3 separate regions of the Mus musculus genome follow, and regions 1 and 3 are each linked to region 2. The links are chromatin contacts, found by POLR2A ChIA-PET in ENCODE. All regions are on one chromosome and are shown on one strand. The core of a region is the stretch at or near the end of the contact, and the rest is flanking DNA. Distances in the headings are between cores, read along the strand shown. Region 1 holds the start of Cog4 (component of oligomeric golgi complex 4). Region 2 holds the start of St3gal2 (ST3 beta-galactoside alpha-2,3-sialyltransferase 2). Region 3 holds the start of Aars (alanyl-tRNA synthetase).

Evidence for each region. ChIA-PET counts read pairs that join two places held with the same protein, here RNA polymerase II (POLR2A).
Region 1: POLR2A ChIA-PET joins it to region 2 with 10 read pairs in Patski. The contact joins the promoter of Cog4 here to the promoter of St3gal2 in region 2. POLR2A ChIA-PET finds 5 or more read pairs at or near these places in 4 of 5 experiments (Patski and embryonic stem cell).
Region 3: POLR2A ChIA-PET joins it to region 2 with 38 read pairs in Patski. The contact joins the promoter of Aars here to the promoter of St3gal2 in region 2. POLR2A ChIA-PET finds 5 or more read pairs at or near these places in 3 of 5 experiments (Patski and embryonic stem cell).

The regions. Positions count from the first base shown.
Region 1 is chr8:110,844,547-110,849,104 of GRCm38, forward strand. It overlaps Cog4 (component of oligomeric golgi complex 4), which reads left to right and starts at 2,478. Exons shown (of 19, transcript NM_133973.2): 1 at 2,478-2,663. The coding sequence starts at 2,505. Sf3b3 (splicing factor 3b, subunit 3) reads right to left here and starts at 2,257. Exons shown (of 26, transcript NM_133953.2): 1 at 2,129-2,257; 2 at 1-53.
Region 2 is chr8:110,917,777-110,921,950 of GRCm38, forward strand. It overlaps St3gal2 (ST3 beta-galactoside alpha-2,3-sialyltransferase 2), which reads left to right and starts at 2,089. Exons shown (of 7, transcript NM_009179.3): 1 at 2,089-2,329.
Region 3 is chr8:111,031,993-111,036,142 of GRCm38, forward strand. It overlaps Aars (alanyl-tRNA synthetase), which reads left to right and starts at 1,850. Exons shown (of 21, transcript NM_146217.4): 1 at 1,850-2,271.

The sequences.
Region 1 (4,558 bases), core at 1,228-3,727, 73 kb before region 2:
CTGTGACCCTCAGTCAACTCTTGGTTACAGCAACGGTTTCAAGGCAAAGCAGACTACGGACACAAAAACAGAATTGTTGTTTTTAAAAGAAGCCCTGTCTGGGAACTTCTTGTTGAAATCAGAACAGGCAGAGCTAAGAGTGCTTTCTCGACGTGCCTCCTAAGCTCGCAGAGGCCCGGGCTGCAGTCTCAAGAGGGGAAAAATACACCACCACTTATATGGTGGGCACCGTTCTAGGATACTACATCTTTTGCTTTTCATTTCACATGAATTCTATGAAAGCCTGCACATTGGCATGAACACTCAATAGGCCGAGGCAGGAGGATATCTGCAAGTGTAAGATAAGTATAAGCTGCAGTGAATTCCAGAATGGACAATTCAGAAATAGCTATCCTGGAACTCAGAGATCCTCCTGCCTCTGCCTCCAGGCACTGGGATTAAAGGTGTGTGCCACTACACCTAGCAACACCCATTTTAGGTATTAAAAAAAAAAAAAAAAAAAAAAAAAAAAAAAGACAGGAATCATGGCTCTCTTCTGTAATCCTAGCACTCGAGAGGCAGAGGAAAGAGAATCACTCTGTTCAGTGCCAGCCTGAGTCACACACTCAGTTCCAGCCTATGATACAAAGAGAGGCCCGGTCTCAAACAAAACCAAACTTCTTATGGTCAAGGGAACCCTAAGCTCAAAAATCCTATCAGTTGGACAACATAGAGCAAGTGGTTAAATGCCAGAACCTACAACTTGCTCAATTAACAAACGTGCCTTTTGTGATTTTTTTTTTTTTTTTTTTGCCAGACAAATGAGAACCTACAGTTAGCTGTAGTTCAAGGGTCTACACATCCACATTATTCAAGGCTCTAAAAACCTCAGATTCATTTCCCAGAGACCCCATTCTCTCTCTGGGTTATAAATCTTACCAAACTTACATCTTTCCATATGCTTATATATGTGCATGTTCAAGAACATATATTTATTGCATATTTTATGTGCTGTCTTTAACCAAAGGATGAATTTTTTTGAGAAACCAACAAGACAGCTTTCTGCTACAGATACCGAGAATCTTACTCAATGCCTACACTATAATTCAGTTAGCGAAACTGTTAACGCTACATATAAGCAAATGAAGTTATACCTCTAAGATTTAGTCCTAAAATACCTAATAAACTAATATCTCTAAGGCTTATCCCTAAAGGTTGAACTGGCACTGGCAGCTTGAGGGTAGAGGACCTCACAATTTACAAGGCTGTCACGGATGAGTTCCGGCTGCACCATAAGCAGCGAACGTGATGTTATGACTTTGGACATTTGCTTTAACAGGGGGGAAGATGGTACCTTGCCTCGTAAGGCTCTGTATGCAGAATTTCGTGTTTGAGGCTACGAGAAGGAAACCTATGGCCTTGGGCAAGTGCTCTCTACCATTAGGTTTGGAGGATTAAAATGAGCACCTACTCACTCAACACCAAAACAAACGGATCTCCTGGCTTACTGAAGAGGTGCTTCCTGGAGGAATATCCGGTATCAGGTAACCGTAACAGCCAAACCGTGGAAAGCTTCCTCCCCCGCCTCTGCCTATAATCTCCGGTTCCACCATCACCTCCTTTTTATCTTGCACAGTCTTCAAATGGGTACTATTAGCCTTCGGGTTTTTTTTTTCTTTCTTTTACAGTAAACAGAGGTTCAGAGGAGAAACAACATTTTGCCTAACTACCAAATGCACAAGTTCAAACCAGATCCCCGGCTCCCGGGCGGTTTCTGATAGTTGCACATTTTGAACAAACAGAATTTTTACCCCTTGCTGATTGAATAGTCTTTCAATCTCGAGTCTTCCTATGCAGCCTCGGTGGGACTCCCACTTCCTCAACCTCCCCCGCGTGGTGGAAATACACGAGTGTGCCACCACGTTAAACTCGCAAGCCTTAAAGGACTCGTTCCCACTCTGAAGACACAAGTGGGCGAAGAGTCCACGAGGCCATTTGCCCACGGCAAGCATTTCCCTAACCTCACGCCTACCGAACCTCTCGGGCCTAAAACTGCCCCTGCGGCTCCGGCCGAGGTGCCGGGCAGCTCTCTCCTATGAGCGCTCTCCACTTCCTCCGCGACAGAGAAGCTGGGAGGCCACTTCTTTACCCTGCTGCAAGAAGGATGGCTTCGGTACCCGACGGATGCTGAATCGCTTCAAGGCCTAAGCCACCGCCACTGCCGATCCGCCGGCGTCCGCCATTAGCCTTCAAGACGGGCCTTCGGGTGCCGCGCGACGGGAAAAAGGTATCTAGCCCCCGCCTGATAAATAGATGTAAATTTGGGATGTTTTCATCTTGCACCTGAAGACTAATGAGTTATCTAAAATTTATACGTTACGGTAAGTTTTCTGTAAAATAGAAGGTTAGTTTTAAAAATAGACTTCCAATGGTTTTGATCGGGCATATCTGTGGGCAGCCCCAAAGGTCACCGCGCCAACGCAGAGGGGACCTCGCAAGCCCGGAAGCGCCCACCGGGAGCCAAGATGGCGGAGGTGGAGTCTCCGCTGAAATTGTCAGGAGCTCCTCCGCCACCGGAGGGGGTGGGAGGAGGACACTGCTCCGAAATCTCCACCGAGCTCATTCGCTCTCTGACAGAGCTGCAGGAGCTGGAAGCTGTGTACGAACGACTCTGTGGCGAGGAGGTGGGGAGCTGAACCTCCTTTTTCCTGGAGGATCCGGTGGCAGAGGGCATCACGGGTGTCGATCGCTTTACCAGGGAAAACGAGAAAGCAGCTTCCCAAGAGGCTTTAATGTAGTTGGGCATTTGGGTACACCTGTCAGTTCTACTCAAGCTTATTTGACCTGTTACCTGGACTACTTCCTTGGTCTGCCTCCGTATTGATTTCCCTGACGAGTAAAACTGGAAGTGGTGTGTGTGTGTGCGCGTACATGTATGTATTACATGCACACATACATATGTGTATACCGAATTGGCTTGACTTCAGAATAAGAATTGCTTTGGCTTGGGAAGTGAAAAGTTACGAAAGTTTCTTCTCGACTCATTTAAAGGAGAAGTTCCTTTCTATTTAGCTTGAAGGTCTAAGACTTTTTCTCTTGGAAGAAATGATTATGTGTGTATTTTTAGCATTTCAGTTAAGTGTAGGCATTTGGATGTTTTCTTATTTTGAGACGGCCTCGGTGTTGCCCATATTGTCTTCAAATTGGCTACCTTCCTAGAGCAACCTCTCAAGCTACTGGCATTATAGGCGAGCTCACAACTCCCTAGAAGTTTGAAATCTCCCTGTTAGGACTTTGAAGTTTTAAGACTAAGGCGCAGCTGTCTGGTCTCGGACAAGTGATTTCATCTCTTGTACCTCGGATGTGTGGTCAATCAAGTAACAGGTGTGGAAAGGATTCGGCTTCCTTTCTATTAATAGCATGCTATATCTCTTTATATACGTTTGTTTCTTTTCCATGGCAGTCTGGTGCTGTCAGTTCGTGGATGGATTCCTTGCAAGTCAGAAGATGTAACCTCTCACCTAAAAACCTTGGCAGCTGTTTTTCCCAGGGAACTTTTTTTTTTTTTCTTTTTAGATAGGCTCTAACTATCTAGCCCTACCTGGCCTGCAACTCACTATGTAGACCAGGCTTGCAGTGAACTCAGTAATCTGCCTGCCGCTGTCACTCAAGTGCTGGGATTAATGTCATGCAGCTCTCAAAGCGCTCTGAATAGAGGAAAAGAGAGTTGTTACTACCTTTGAATGTTTTCAAGTACTGCCTTGCATCTGCTCCAGCAGTTCCCACACAAGTAGTGGTTTAAAGTTGAGTGCTCTTGACTTAACATTCCTAAGTCTATATTCTTTGAAGCAATTAATACATTGGGGAAATTTTTGCGGTCTTATAAAATGTAGTAGCGTTGGCTTTGTGTTTGTTTTTAATGACTGCAAATTTTCCTCTGCATCCGTCTTAAGACTGCCTTTATTAAACTATTTAGCTAAGACTGTGGAACTGTTTTCTGCACACTGTGTTATGTGCCTTTATTATCCTGTTTTATTTGCACAGAAATCCTATAAGGTACATATTGAAATCCGATGAGGTACATATTGCTCTCCTTACTTCATAGGAAAAAAAAACCAGAAATTGAGCTAAATATGCTGTATACCTGTAATCCCAGCATGCAAGAGGCTGAAGCAATAGGATCTAAAATTCATGAACTACACAAAACTCCTGTCTCAAAGGTGCATAAATTGAGGTAGCACAATAAATAAATAGCTTCACTGGCGTAGAAATATAATCACCCCCTCTGAACACTAAGTATGCAGAAAGAAGGGATTAAAAAAAAAGAAATTTATGGTCTCTTTGGCAATTTCATTTCTTTAGCTACTATATTTTATTTTGTTCCTTTTAAAAGTGTATGTGTATGAGGAAGCAAGTGTGTCATAGCACAAGTGTAGAAGTTGGGGGACAACTTCAAAATTGCTGTGTGAATGCAGACGATCAAATTCTAGTCATCAGACTTGGAGGGAGGAGTCCTCCTCCAGTCCTTGTTTTGATTCTGAGACAGGATCTCAAATTGCCTACATGGTCAAAACTGGCA
Region 2 (4,174 bases), core at 839-3,338:
AGTTAGAGGCTAAAGGGTAAGGATGAGTTTTAGTTAGAAACAAACCCTTGGGATAAGAATTTAGGGAAGATGGCTGCCAAGATGGCTCAGCGGTTAAAAGCACTAACTGCTCTTCCAAAGGTCCTGAGTTCAAATCCCAGCCACCACATGGTGGCTCACAACCACCGGTAAAGAGGTCTGACGCCCTCTTCTTGTGTGTCTGAAGACAGCTACAATGTACTTATGTATAATAAATAAATCTTTGGGCCTGAGTGAGCGGGGCCAACCGGAGCGAGCAGAACCACATGAAGGCTCACAACCATCTGCACAGCTACAGTGTACTCACATACATAAAACAAACAAATAAATCTTTAAAAAAAAAAAGAATCGAGGAAGAGAAGAACCTAGCTTGCATTTGTGCAGCTGTGCTTTAAAAGGAGGGGGAATGCGTAGGTGTCACGCCTGGCTTCTTGGTATGTCAGCTGACAATGAAGTTAGAATTTAGCTTCTCGTAGAGGCTTGGAGATAGAATGCCTAGCCTTCCTGATGACTGCATCGTAAAGAAGTAGGGTTTTGGTCTGTGAGATTCTCCTGAGCTGTAGTGTTGTGCCAGGAAGCATTCGTGAATCCCGAAAAGACTATCAAGGAGCCAAATCAGATGCAATCGCATTAGAGTCTCTTTATTTAAGCTTGAGCTCCCCCCCCCCCCCTGTCTCTTACCAACGCTGACACAGTAGGAAAGTGGAGCCCTGAACCTAGTTTCAGGCAAGCATTTTTAGAGGCAAGAAGTGGGTCTCTAGTCTGGTACACATCTGATTGGGGGGGGCGGGGGAGGGACGACGGGCGGAATGATGGCCTTTAATGCTGGAAGTCAAACCATAAACTTAACTTCTGCTTTCCTCCTGATTGGTGGTTGTTAGAAAGTGAAGTGCCAGGGGGCGGGCTTGTAACCTGGGGGGTGCAGATTTGTTGGGGAGTAACCTGGAAACCGGTGCTAGGTACTGGTCTGTTAGTTTACTCGAGTTCAATCTTAGGTCAGGCTTTCTGTGATGGAGTCTGAACCCAAAAGATTCATTGCAGGGTGTGATGGCTCAGTGTCCATAATAACAACCCTCAGGAGGCTAAGGCAAGAGAATCCATCATGGATTCCAGGCGGGCCTGCCTGGCTTACAAAGGGAATTTACGACTACCTTGGGTTACATAATAAGAGAAAGAACGAACACACTTAAAATTCTAGGGTCCCAGAACTAATGAACCAGAAGTCGTTTGAGTATCATTGGTCAGTCAGAGACATTTGGAGACTGAATGTGTCATCAATTAGGAACTTCCTAATGGTTTTGGAGCTTGGTTTGAAAGTTGAGGAAAGGATTGCCTAACACTGATGTGGATAAATATTTAAAATGTGTGCATGTTACCCTAGAGAATAGGCATCTAAGAGTCAGAAGTCTGAAGTCAAGAGATGCCCTAATGGATAAAGGCTGTAGGGTGCCTACAAGCAAGACAGTTTGCAATGTGAGGTGCCCAGTCACATAGTGGCAAACCCTATTTCCACATCGCTGCTGGTGCCCCTCTTTTCAACAGCCTGGACCTAGTGCCCTCACTGCAGTTGCAGCTTGCTGGGCCAGGGCATGAACCCAGCTGGCTCAGGTCGTGGCTCTTGGCAAGAGCAAGTACAAACAGTTCCCTTGAGCTGGGCTTGGCCGCAGTTGATCACAGTCCTGTGTGAGAGGCATCCTCAGCTTACTCGCATCCTTTGATGAACCAGGTACCAAAGCCCGGCTGGGGTACCGCAGACTGCACCTCCCAGGCTTCAGCAGCCCAGAGTCGCGTGGCTGTGAAACTGAAGAATACGCCCCTTAGTGCTGTGCCTTAACCCTCTAAATCCGGACAGAACTACAAAGACCATGAGCCCAGATATGGGAGTGCATTGCTTTCTGGGAGCAATAGTCCTATATGCAGAGCGATGCTGGCGGGTCCTGCCAGGCTGGACTACATATCCCAGCATGCCTGAGCGAGTGGTGGTGGGGGAACAGGAGGGAGGGGAGAGCCCCGGAGGATGTGAATGGGGAGGGGGCACCCGCCCCCTTCCCCCACCCTTCCCTTTAGCTTGGGTAGGGGTGGGGGGAGGGGCCGGGCTGAGCTGCAGCCGCGGCGCTCCGGGAGGGCAGGGCCAGGCAAGGGCGGGACTGGCCCGAGGCTGGCGGACTGGAGAGCGGTGAAGCTAACGGGTCCAGGCGCGGGAGGCGGCGGCGGCGGCGGCGGCGGCGGCAGCGGCGGCAGCTCTCTGCACGGGCGGAGGCGGCGGCAGGAGCGGCAAGCATGGCCCGCGCGGCGCCCAGCGCAGACTGAGGTGCGCGGGCGGGATGAGAGAGGGCGGGATGCGGGGCTCCCCGGGCCCCGTGCTGCCCCTACCGTCTTCTGTGCGGGCAGCGGGCTTGGCCCAGAGGCCCAGATCCAGCGGGTCCAGCCCAGCAACTTCCCTCGGGTCTGGGCGCCGTGTGGGCGGGGGTCCGATTGCCTTGGCCTCGATCGGGATCCCCGTCTTCTGCTTCTGCATATCTAACCACTCCCAGTCTTTCAGGCACTCCTGTAACACTCCTTGCTGGCAGCCCCCAGCCTCAGCCTTTGGAGTTCTCTGTCCTCGTCCACACTTCCACACCCCAGGTGTTGGTACTTCCAGCCCTAGGGCGCTTGGGAACCTGCTCCATCCGGAATCCCCTGCCCCACTTCTCCTGGTCACAAGCTGTCTGCACCATCTTCACTTCTTTCCTCTACCCTTCGGCCTTTCCCCCACCTGGCACTGACCCCTAGCCACACTCTGTGGCCTAGTTCTCTCTAATAAGACCTGACAGCTTGATCCCCTTCCTACTTTGGAAAAACTGAGGCATGAACCCACCGGAAACTTGGTCATGGTGTGCCCGTCCTCTCTGGACGCTGGCCTGAGCACTGTCCCTTGTCCCTCTTGTTCCTTCCATCCTTTGCCATATAAGACACGTTACTTCCCTCCAGTCATGCCCCTGTGACTGAATCAAACTTCCCAGCCCCATATACAGCTCCAGTGTTCCCTGTTTAGTTCTTCCACTACTTCTGTTGTCCCTGCTTTGCACAGCCCTCCACCTGGAAAGGAGTCTCAGTCCTTTTGCTGCTCGTTCAAGTTAGCCTTTCTGCTTCTCTCTTGCCAACTGCATCCATCTCCTCCCATGTTGCCTCTTGTTTTTCATCTGTGTACTAAGAATAATTCAGGGACCCCTGGGACCCCTGGGAAGTAGTCAGTCATTCCTTGTCAGTAACCCATACTCCTGTCTACAAATGTCTAGAAACTGTTTGGCCATCCCGTCCTCATGCTTGGTGGGCTCAGAAGTGTGGGTTGGAAGGGACCGTTTACCTCTATGAAGATGGTGACATTGAAGGACTCTGGTCATCATTCTAAGCTAATCTGACTCCTGCTGCTAACTTTGGAGGAGGGTTGCCCCTTCTGGGGGATGGTGTGGGGGATGCCTGCCTGAGTGCTTTGTGGAAGAAGGTACGGTGCCTACAGGCGGTGATCTCTTGTTTAGTTGTGGTGATTCTGAGTTGAAGAGGGATGGAGGGTACACAGACTTGACTGCATAATTCAGTTTTTGTTTGTTTGCTTTCTGTTTGTCTTCCTTCAGCCGGATTTTCCTTTGGGTCACACTTTCTTCCCCTGTCTCCCAGTCTCCCAGTGGGGAAGGGAGGGAGGGAAACCCTGTGAGCCATCCAGGAAGGAGGAGATTCTTCAGAAGTTTGTAAGGGTCCTGAGTGAGCAGTCTTGATCTGAACCAGATGGTTGTCTGCTTCCACGAGGTCCCGCCCATGCTCCCTGCCCCCCTTGGCTGTGAGTAGGATGCTTTTAACCTTGTAACTTGAGATTGGAGAAGGGAGGCCAGGAGGCCAACTGCGTGAATGTTTATATCCAAATGTGCAAGCTTGCCAGGGGCCTGTGGGAGTGTCGGTGCCCCCAGAGACCACTGTAGAGTTCTGTGGCCTGCTGATAAGCCCTAGTCACTTTGAGAGCCCAAAAAGATAGAACTAGTTTTGAAGCCTGTAAGAGTCACCCTGAATCAGGCAGGGTGGCCACACCTGTTATGCCAGCAGCATTCAGGATAACTAGAGGATTACCATTTCAAGGGACCCTAGGCTATGTAATAAGATCTTGTCACCAAAAGGGGGGTGT
Region 3 (4,150 bases), core at 600-3,099, 110 kb after region 2:
TCCTGCCGGGCGGTGGTGGCACACATCCAGTGCTCTTAACCACTGAGCCATCTCTCTAGCCCTCTGCTCATCTCTTTATGACACCCTGGGCAAACTGGGCGTGGTGACGCACGCCTTTAATCCCAGCACTCGGGAGGGAGAGGCAGGCGGATTTCTGAATTCGAGGCCAGCCTGGTCTACAGAGTGAGCTCCAGGACAGCCAGGGCTATACAAGAAAAACCCTGTCTCGAAAAACAAACAGACAGACAGACAGACAGAAAAAGAAAAGAAAAGAAAAGAAAAAAGAAAAGCTGATCCTGTTGCAAGGGCCTTTAACCTAGCACTTGGGAGGCAGAGGCAGGCAAATCTTTGTGAGTTCAAGGCCATCCTGGTTTATTTGTTGAGTTATTTGATAGCCAGGGACTATGTAAAAACAGAGGAAAAAATAAAAATAAAAAGACAAGGTCTTGGTATATAGCTGTGAACAAAAACTGGAAAGAGACTATACTATGTCTGTGGATACTAATTGACTGATTAGATCTGAGGTCAGTACTGTGAAGACAGGAATGTCGTAAGCTCACAGGCTAATTGAATTTGTCTTGGACTAGTTCTGGCCTTCTGAAAACAACCATTCTTTGTCCATTTCTGTGTTTGAACTAATAAAGTCTTGTACTAACAGATAGAAACCATTTGGAATCTATTAACTTACCAGACCACTGGCTTCCACCATCCAAAAAGCTAAAGATGCCATCAGATAACATCTTGGGTCTATAGAAAAGCTTTCCATCTTGCTATAGTCGCCTTTCAGATATAACCATCACTATATTTTAAAATTACCTTGACTTATGACTCTCTTTGTTCTGTAAAGCTGTACATCATGAAAAAGTTTTCGTGTAATTTGGGGTTTCCTCATCTGTGAAAAAGTGGTACTAGCAGACCTGATAATACAGTTTAAAAATTAAACGGTGTGTGAACTTTTTAGTGTGATGCCTTACCTATAGATTTTAGGTTTTGTGTGTGTTATTTTGAGACTGTGCCCAAGGCCCAAGGGTAGCCTTAAGCTCTGATCCTCTTGGCTCTCAAGTGCTGGGACTATGGATGTGCGTCACCGTTGTAGGCGTTTCCTAAGAATGTTGACTTGTTTTCTAAAGCAAACAGAGGGACAGATGTCCTTTAACTTGGGTTACGTCATTTCTTCCTCTTCAAAATCAAGACCCGAATTTCTTCTTATTGGGACCTGAAGGACAAATATAAAGCTATGCCTAATGTCACAGGACTGTACTGCCTCCTACTCCGGAGGCTAAGACAAGAGTGAAAAATTCAAGGCCAACCTGGACAATTTATCCAGACCCTGTCTCAAAGAGAGAACCGGACGTATCAGTCAGTGCCAAAGCGCTTCGGCGTGGTTGAAGCACTTATTTCAGTCCAGGGTACCGTTAAAGAAGGCATGCCGATCTATACGCGATAACAATAAGAACATTTGATTGGTGCACACCTGCAAGACTGGCAAATCCCCTGATTTCAAGACCACCTTGCTCCGTTTCAAAAGGCCGAAAAACGAACCTTTGAGGTACGTGTATCACTTTGCAGTTAAACAGTTCTATGCCAAAATCTGTGATCGCCACCAAATTCATGTTTTCATTCCTCTTGTTAACTGTCAACTATTAGGGCTTTGCCAATAGAACCCAAAATGTCTGCCTCCTGAAGCCAATAGTCAACCCTGTCACGTGACACTCCATGTCCTAGCTTTCTTGAGCATTGCATCAGCCGAGCCCAGGAGCCTTCCCAGAAACCGGCTTGTTAGCTCATTCGCGCTCCGAATGATTGGCATGCCAGTGGACCAATCATATCAGAGGATGACAAGGCGTAGCGGGTCACTTTTCATCAGAGCGCTCTGATTGGATGGTGAGGTACGGCTCTGGCACCGGTTGTGGCGGGTGAGTATAGCTTCTTGTGCGCATCTGAGGGAGCAGGTAACTGCCGGCGAGTGGCGGTGGGCTCCGGGCAAGGAAGGACCTGGGGACCCGGACCCTCGGGAAAAAAAGCAAGTGAGCCCCGAGAGCTCTACGAGAAGAGCCGGCGCTTGGAGGGGGAGGGGCAGCTGCAGCGGGCTGCCGGGCGGTCCCGCCCCTGGCCTGGGTCAGGACCCGGTCTCCGCAGGAGCCGGATCTCGAGAGTAGCTTTTGCTATTCCCTCGGAGCACTGAGAGTGGTGTGGTTTCTGGTGGACTTGCAGAGGACCAAGACCTTGGGAAGATCGCGGTTGCTCTTCAGTCGCCACCCAGAGCTAAGGGTTTGTCTCCTCTAATTTTAATCTCTTAGGGGGTTAGGGAACCAGGCCTGAAGAGCAGGGTGACTAAGATAAATGGAGTCTCTCTAAGAGGCATCTTCATTCATTCTTTATTAGGTTCTCACACCTTACCCCAGACTGGCCTGAACTCAACTCTGTAACCCGGGCTGGCCTTGAACTCGCGGCAGTTCTCCTGCCTCAGCATTTCAAGTGCTGGAATTACAGGCGTGAGCCAGCACTCCAGACTCGCTTCTTTCTGTTGCTGTTTTGAGACAGGGTTTCACTATGTAGACCAGGCTGGTCTCGACTCACAGAGATCTTCAAGAGTGGTGGGACCAAAGGCGTGTGCTACGACCCTCGGCCCGATTCGATTCTTAAAAACAGAATAGTTGATACCTTCAGGTTCACCCGAACAAATATATTCAGCAATTTTTTCAAACAGTCTAAGTTTCCTGGTGTGCTTTGGAGTATGTTAGTGCAGAGCATGCTATTTACAGATTAGTATAATTAATCATGAGCATGGGTGACGACCACTTTACTAGATACTGAAAATACACTGTAACGGTGAAGTGAAGCCAGCCAGGATTCCTACTGAGATGTAACATAGACTGTGATTGGGAGGTGAGCATTAAATAGTCACACCAAATAAATCATTTGAGGCTAGGAGACAGTATAAAGAGGAGAGACCTGGTGAAGAAAGGAAAGGTTTGCTTAAGTATGTTTCTTTGTGATTGATCAAAACGACCTCATTAGGAAGAAGGGAAAGGAGAGGCCAGGCAGAACGGCTAGCTTGTAAATGGAAATATGTTACAAGGTCCTGTGGCTGAAGTCACCTTGTAATTCAAGGCCCTGGGTCTGGCCCCAAGCTTGCAAATACAAACAAATAAATAAAAGTTCTGAAGGCCTTTTAAGCCCCTGCTGGGATGTACTGTTTTCGGACCTGCCTCTGCTACAGACGTGTTATGTATATTGAGGAAAGAACAAGTTTTAATGTTGGAAACTTTATTTATTTATTCATTTATTTATTTATTTATTGGGGGCTGGGTCTCTGACCTGGAAACCTCCAACCCTCCATTTTCCTTCCTCAGCCTCCCGAGCTCTGGGATGGTCAGAGTGGGGACACAGCTTTCAACAGCCTTCAGTCTTCATAGGGTAATGGACATGTTAGATCCCAGTATACAACTCTGGTGTAGTCTGTATGTAGTGGCCACCCTATGGGGGCACTGGTTCTCCACTGGCTCTTAGCACACAGTCCTCATTCATTACTTAGGCAAAGGTGGGAGGTTCAAGTGTGCTCTAGAAAGTAATGTTCCCTCAGCTTGTCTGTGGAGAGAAGCAGGTTGTTTTCTTCAGCAACAATGACTCTAAAGGTAAAGTCGAACTGTAGCCATTGTTAAGGAGGGCTGAAAAGAGAAGGCGGTGTGACAAGATTTCTGAAAACCTTGACTCCTTATGGTGACTAGCAAGATCCTGTGGGAATGCAAGTCCATCCCCACCCCCCACCCCACCCCTCCACACACACTCAGCCTGTGTCACCATCTTTTTGCCCCTTTGGGGCTTCTGTCAGAGTGATAGACTAAGTTGTAAGTAGATCATTTGGAGTTGTGGTTGGCTGAGTCAGGATGTCATGTGCTTTGCGGGTGTGTTTAAAAACTCTGTGCTAATGGGCGTAAAATAGTGTCCAGTTCAATAACTTTTTTTTGATGCTCACAAGGTCCTGTTCCACACAGACACTAAACTCAAGCTAAAGTGGTGCAGTTAAGTTTAGAGCTGGCTCTAGAATTCTAGAGATGTTTAGATGATGTCAAAAATGAGACAGTTCTCATTTGTCAGGACACCCAGCACTGCAGAGCACTACAGCACTAGACGCCGATTGGTGCAC